Regions from separate parts of the Homo sapiens genome. Here region 1 is linked to region 2. The links are chromatin contacts, found by Hi-C or POLR2A ChIA-PET in ENCODE. All regions are on one chromosome and are shown on one strand. The core of a region is the stretch at or near the end of the contact, and the rest is flanking DNA. Distances in the headings are between cores, read along the strand shown. Region 1 overlaps DCAF5 (DDB1 and CUL4 associated factor 5). Region 2 overlaps ACTN1 (actinin alpha 1).

What was found. Hi-C counts contacts between places; a loop is a spot of excess contacts on that map. ChIA-PET counts read pairs that join two places held with the same protein, here RNA polymerase II (POLR2A). Pooled maps may share reads with other maps.
Region 1: a loop to region 2 is called in a pooled map, with 2.9 times the contacts of the local background. The contact joins two enhancer-like sites. A Hi-C loop is called at or near these places in 1 of 168 maps with a recorded cell type or tissue (Caco-2) and 5 of 50 pooled maps. POLR2A ChIA-PET finds 5 or more read pairs at or near these places in 3 of 52 experiments (A673, HEK293T and activated T-cell).

Annotation. Positions count from the first base shown.
Region 1 is chr14:69,128,152-69,131,406 of GRCh38, reverse strand. The region is part of intron 1 of DCAF5 (DDB1 and CUL4 associated factor 5); the gene reads left to right. Among named protein-coding and RNA genes, the nearest start is that of DCAF5, 23 kb to the left of the region's middle. Within about 2 kb of position 1,931, at least 9 of the 41 ENCODE cell types and tissues checked have a DNase peak (open chromatin) inside an H3K27ac peak, as active enhancers do.
Region 2 is chr14:68,910,234-68,913,988 of GRCh38, reverse strand. ACTN1 (actinin alpha 1) reads left to right here. Exons shown (of 22, transcript NM_001130004.2): 4 at 1,747-1,833. Among named protein-coding and RNA genes, the nearest start is that of ACTN1, 67 kb to the left of the region's middle. RefSeq lists an enhancer at 1,994-2,113. Within about 2 kb of position 2,193, at least 7 of the 41 ENCODE cell types and tissues checked have a DNase peak (open chromatin) inside an H3K27ac peak, as active enhancers do.

The sequences.
Region 1 (3,255 bases), core at 682-3,181, 220 kb before region 2:
TGCAGTTTCTTGGAGCTTAGGAGAGGTATGGTTAACACAAAAGGAGGTTTGGTCTTACACAGTACACTCACTGAAGAGGAATAAATGGGCTGAGAAGAAAGCCAGGCTGAATGATTTTCCTTTAGGCTTCACAGTTAAAAAAAAAGAAAAGAAAAGAAAACACTTTAGCAATATGAAAGGGTATTAAGTAAAATTGCTATCTGCAAGAGATGACCTCTGCTAACCATTTTGCATCTGTCTTTGTATGTATAAATTTGTGTATGTTTTTGTGTAATTGTATCATACTATTCATATTCTTAATGCTACCTAAAACAAGGTTTGAAAGATTAGGACAAGTTCATGGATGATACTTTACGGACACAAGGACAATTTGAGAGCTGTGTGCACCTAATATATATCACACTGGGCTAAGTGCTTTTACAAACATTATCTCACCACACACAACAAACCTGGGAAATAGTTGGTATTTTCTCCATTTTACAATAAAAAAATTAGGGTAGAGGAGTAGAGTAACCAGGACACATGAATGGCGAAACCAAGATTTGAATCAAGTCCTTTTATTCCAGAGCTTGCACTTCCTGTACCCTTCTATAGCACCATCTTTGCTGCCTCTCAAAGATGAAACCCCAAGCTCTGTATCTAATCCCATTGTTACTTGTTAAAAGAATGTTTTGAACAATTAATACAGTCACTAATACGTTATATTTTAGAAATTGTTCCATGTGAGTATAGACAGAGCTGCCTCATGCTTTTATTTATTTAGGCTGCATTGTACATATATAAGTAGTAAACTTTCTTATATTTTTTATTGTGAAATGTATACAACATAAGATTTACCATTTTAACCATTTTTAAGTGTACTTACTGTTCAGTGGTATTAATTACATTCATGTAATTAATACATCACCACATCCATCTTTAGAATTTTTCATCTTGCAAAACAGAAACTACCCATTAAACTATGACTCGCCATTCCTCTTTTCCCCCAGCCCCTGGCCACTGCCATTCTACTTTGTCTCTGATTTGACTATTCCTCATGTAAGTGGAATCATACAATATTTGTCCTTTTATGTCTGGCTTATTTTATTAAACAATAATTTTAACCAGACTTCTGTTGATGGACATTTAAATTATTCTTCTTTGGCTCTTCAAACAATGATAAGTTCCAGGAATATTCGACCCAGAATTTCAGACTGCTTTCTCAGTCCTGTGCTTGGCTGGCTTTTGAGGAAACCCAAAGCAAATCCTTACCTCAGCTTTTCTGAGCAATAAAATAAGAAGAATGTTAAATAATTACTTTGTTATAGTGTGTTGTAAGGGCTTGCTTAGTTTCTGCTTATAGCTCGGGACCCTTTGGGAAAGGGTACTCTTTAAGTATAAAGGTTTTCTGTAACTACAAAGCTGCTGCCACAATGTGATTATAGTACATTTTTTGATGAATTAGTGATTTTAGTGCAGAATGAAACCAACCCAAAAAACCAAAACCAGAGTATGTAGTTGTATTTTCTTGGGGTTCTCAGATGAGTTGAAGGTAAGCAATTGTTTGTGAGGAAACCAGGCTTAGAAGGCCTGGCCTCTGCTTGTCTTTGCCTGGCACTGGCACTGAGAAGAAAGGCCTAGCCTTCCCGAGAAGTCCCTGTGCTCCACCTCCGGTGCCCCAGAGAGGCTGGGGCTAGGGTCCCTCTCCTGAGGCTGACCCCATTCTCATCCAACTGCCAGGCCCATGGGGCTGGCTTAAATGGTCTGAAATGATCCTAAATATTCTTCACTTGGATTATTTGCAGGTCAGTCTCTCTCTGTGGAACTAAACAATAAATCTCTGCCTTTCTGAACTGACTAGGAGATTAAGGGAGACAATTGTAGAGCTGCTTTTGCGTCTGAACTGACTTTCCCTTGCTTCACCAGCCCTCGTTTGCTTTGTTGAATCAGAGGCTTGGGCACAGCTGTTTAGCGCCCTCTGCTGGGTGAAAAGCAGCCTAACGGTTTTACATTATGCCTCAATTTGTACTGGTTGTTTTTCTGCCAACGCATACTTGAAGATTGCCTTTGCATAGGGCTCTTAATACCTTGCCTAAAGGAATGAGGGGTTGAGTGGAGTAAGGGGGTGTGTTTAGCTTACATCTTCTGATGCTAACCTTGAGGGCAAAGTCAAGAGGCAGGCCCCATCACAGCGATGATTTTTGCCTCAGTGATTCCAATCTCCCATGGATTGGGCTGTCATCATCATGTTAGTTACTAAGGACACATCATTTAAAACGATCCCAAGGCATTTAACAAATAGCCATGAATTTTGAATTACTGAGTACTAGGCAAAATGAAATCATCCTATAAATGCCTAGAATGAACATTAAAGATTATTTCTGTCTGGGTAATGGAGGGAGACCTTAGGCTGAGAATGGTTATGAGTTGGGCACAAAGGTATAGATATTCTGGTTTCTTTTTTTTTCTTTTAGTAGAGACAAAGTCTCACTATGTTGCCCAGGCTGGTCTCCAACTCCTGAGTTCAAGTGATCCTCCCACCTCGACCTTTCAAAGTACTGGGATTACGGATCCTCCCACCTCGACCTCCCTAAGTGCTGGCATGAGCCACTGGGCCTGGCAGATATTCTGTTTTTGGTTTTTTTGTTGTTGTTTGTTTTGAGATGGAGTCTTGCTCTGTTACCCAGGCTGGAGTGCTGTGGCACGATCTCTGCTCACTGCAACCTCCGCCTCCAGGGTTCAAGTGATTCTCCTGCCTCATCCTCCCCAGTAGCTGGGACTACAGGCGCACAATATTCTGTTTTTACTTAAGCTGCTTCAATTCAGGAGAGACTGTGCTGTAGGTCTTAGTGAGCCATGAGTATCCCAGCCCATCCTGCAGTCTTGTTTTTTTTCTTTTTCTATCATGAACATTAAACATAATCCAAAACTCTTTATTATGGAAATATTCAGCCAGGCTCACGCCTGTAATCCCAGCACTTTGGGAGGCCAAGGCGGGCAGATCACTTGAAGTCAGGAGTTGGAGACCAGCCTGGGCAACATGGTGAAATCCTGTCTCTAAAAAAATACAAAAATTAGCTGGGTGTGGTGGTGCTTGCCTGTAGTCCCAGCTACCCATGGAGCCGAGGCAGGATAATCAGTTGAACCTGGGAGGTGGAGGCTGCAGTGAGCTGAGATCATGCCACTGCACTCCGGCCTGGGTGACAGAGTGAGACTCTCAAAAAAAAAAAAAAAGAAGAAGAAAAAATTGTTCAAGCATACACAAAAGTAGAATAG
Region 2 (3,755 bases), core at 944-3,443:
GGCCTCCCAAAGTGTTGGGAGTACAGGCTCGAGCCACTGTGCCAGGTCTATGAGTTGATTCTTGATGAGTAGTACTACCTCCCCACAATGTGGACTGCAAAATGCTGGCTGGCTGTGTTGCTTGGTAGCAAAAGGGGTTGCATGCTGCTCAGCTCTCTGTTTCTCTCCAACCCAAGCATTTGGATGTGGGACTGTGCCCCGCCTGGTGTCTGGGGCTCTGGGAGGGGCATTTTTACTTCCCTGTTTACAAGAAGGGTTACATCCTATTCCAAGTCCAAAGTGGACACTTGTTCCTTTGCTCAGCATCCCATGCAGACTCAGCAGGTTACCCGCTCCCCTGGGAGGTGGCTGTGGCCAAGCACTGCTCCATGGACTACACCCGGCTGGTCATGGAACAGCATACAGTTTTGCCCTCACTTTTGGGAAAGGGGCTAAGATGTTAGAGTATACCATCCTTAATGGAAATCCACTCTTGTTTCAGGGGTTTGTGGGATGCAAATCCTAGTAGGGTCAGAACTGCCTAGAAATTGATCCTTCTCATGGTTCTATTGGGTCTCCCCTAAAATTAATGTTGCAGGTAGGAAAAAAAAAGATATTCTTTGGGTACCTTACTCTTAACTGAGCGTGTCTTACCATGGGCCGGATTACTATCTCCTGGTCTGGAAGCAGGTGATGAGTGGGTGTGGAATCTACATTTGAGTATCACTTGTTCAACCACAAGACCATAGATTGCTCCATGTATTGGGCTCCTTAAAATAGGGCTTATTTATGTTGTATTCCCTGCCATTAGGCCTGGTACAGAAAAAAAGAGAAAATCTACTTCATAGAACTTGTAGATTCTAAAACTCTAAAAGGTGCTGCTTAGACTAAATATATTGGGTTATCTCTTAGCTGTGATCTTGAAGCTATTGTTTGATTTTTTAAAAAAACATCTGTTTTAATACCCAAACTGATGGCATTGTGAGATTGAGTCAGTGGATAGTTCAAGATGGCAATTTACAAAACTTTAAGTTTGTGACTTTCTCTTGATTCCACTGTTTTTCCACGTGTGGGTGGCTATTTTGAGAGCTGTGATTGCCCAGAGAGCCCCAGCTCACAGAATTGCCAGAACATTTGTGATTGCTTAGAAATCCTCCCCTCTTCATCAGGCTGGGAACACAGATCAGGATTTCAAATGCCCCCTTCTCTGTGGCCTTCCCTGATGTACCCACTGTCTCCAACTAGGATTGATTACACCCTTTTTTTGTGCCCCAAATAGACTTCTCTTCCAGCACCTGTCACAGTTTATTGCATTAACTTTAAGAAACATCCAGGCCAGGCATGGTAGCTCATGCCTGTAATTCCAGCACTTTGGGAGGCTAAGGTGGGAGGATCGTTTGAACCCAGGAGTTTGAGACCAGCCTGGGCAATATCGTAAGACCCTGTCTCTACAAAAAATGAAAAAATTAGCCGGGTGTGGTGGCCTATCTGTAGTCCCAGCTACCCAGGAAGGTGAGATGGGAGGATCGCTTGAGCCCAGGATTTGGAGGCTGCAGTGAGCCATGATTGCACCACTGCACGCTAGCTTGGGTGACAGAGCGAAAACCCTGTCTCAAAAACAAGCAAAAATCCTGTTTCCCTCTAGAAGTAGAGCTCTGGAGTCTTTTGATTCCTAGCGTGGGGCATGGAGTGCTGTGGGTGCTGAGGGAGTGTTAATTCTGTCCCCGCTGAGGCCCTTTCTGATGTGTGCTGCTGCTGTTTCTGTAGAAATCGTGGATGGGAATGTGAAGATGACCCTGGGCATGATCTGGACCATCATCCTGCGCTTTGCCATCCAGGACATCTCCGTGGAAGGTGGGTTTCTGCTTTGTTCCATCCCGCCATCACCATCTCGTCTCCCTCCCTGGGCTTAGCCTGGAGAACTCCCATACCCAGGGCAACGGACGTTGATCAGGGGCCATGTCCTGGGCTTCTTGCTCATTTATTGGGCATCAGCCTTCTCCTCCAGTCAATGTAGAAAAAAGAACTGTTTGCCATTCTGATTCTCATAGGCATGTTGGCCTCAGGGAAACTCCCCACTTTGGGAAAGCCCAAGGCTGCCATGGGGAAGTATATTGGAAAACCCACCTGGCTCTTGGGTTGTTAATCTGAAAGGGTGGGGAAATAGCGGCTGGGAGGAAGGACCAGGAGGGGCGCTAACCCCGTCCTCCACTTTGCTCCCCTAGCACCCTCTAGTGGCCATTTCACAGATCTGCAAGGGCCGCCATGGTCTGGAGAGGTGATCTCTACGCTTGATTCCACACTCGGGCAGTTTTTGAGCTTTATGTCTGCTATGCCTGTATTTATCTTGCATAATAATATTTGTGTATTGTTGTGCCTGTGATAAAACACACATACTGAAACAAACTTTTACAAGATGAGATGGAGATACTATTTTTTAAATATTTGTTTTAATGGCATAGACATCATAAACATTTTTAATCAAAGGAATTTCTTAATGAAAACAACGTGGATTCAATTCAATTGCTTTGTGATGGAGATCTAGGTGTGACACTCTGTGATGCAGCAATGTAGAGTTCCAAGTTCGGTTTATGGGTACTTGGTATTTAGGGTTGAAGTGGTTGGAAAGAGGGTCATAGTAGTCACCTGGGGTGTGGTTCTTGTTAATGATAGTGGATGTAAATCCATTTCTCAAATAGCCTTCTTGATGATTTTGATTCTTTTGGGTGGACTTCTTGTCAGCTCTGCAGTCATCATTGTGTTACTCTTGTGATTTAGCTGACGAAGAGCTTAAGCTAAGTAGAAGCATTAGCTTTTCCAATTTTTAAATTGTCTGCTTTTGCTTAGGTGGTTATGGTCTTTGTAGGAACCCTTGAATGTCATTTTAAAGTCCATTTTGTGTGTTGAAAATAAATGAGATCATTCATGAACACAGTCCACTGAGTACCTTAACCTCCAATTCACAGGCACAAACACAGGGTGTATTAGTCCGTTTTCACGCTGCTGGTAAGGACATACCCGAGACTGGGTAATTTATAAATAAAAAGAGGTTTAATGGACTCACAGTTCCACATGGCTGGGGAGGCCTCACAGTCATTGCAGAAGAGCAAGGGAGAGCAAAGGGACCTCTTACATGGCAGCAGGCAGAGAATGAGAGCCAAGTGAAAGGGGTTTCCCCTTAGAAAACCATCAGACCTCGTGAGACTTATTCACTACCACGAGAACAGTATGGGGGAAACCACGCCCACGACTCAATCATCTCCCACCGTCTCTCTCCCACAACACGTGGGAATTATGGGAGCTACAATTCAAGATGAGATTTGGGCGGGGACACAGCACAAACCTAGCAGGGGGGTAGTGTGGTTTGCAGTCTTTCTTCTGTGCTGGGAGCTCCGTGAGCCCCCTCAGTTGCCTGCCTAACCTCATAGACACGTGGCTGCTTCACACACAGAGGGCAGCAGTATTGATCCGTGCAGTAAATATAAGGAAACCTTATTTTTTAGATTAAAAACAAAATCTGTCTAGGAGTCCTAATGCTTTCTTCTCACTCAGCTGTGTGCACCCCTCAGGCTGTGGGATTCCCCTGTCTGGAGACCCCTAGATGTGTAGATTTCCCAGATCAAATCTTCCTCCCCAACCTGATAGAGGTTGCCGACTTATTTTGTATCATTACCATTTCTTTGAATAAAAGAGAGTAGGGGGAGCTAATTCTTGAAGTTTGAAAAACTGTTGTCTCAAAATTTACACGTGTAACACGACTAGCTCTGAACAGCTTC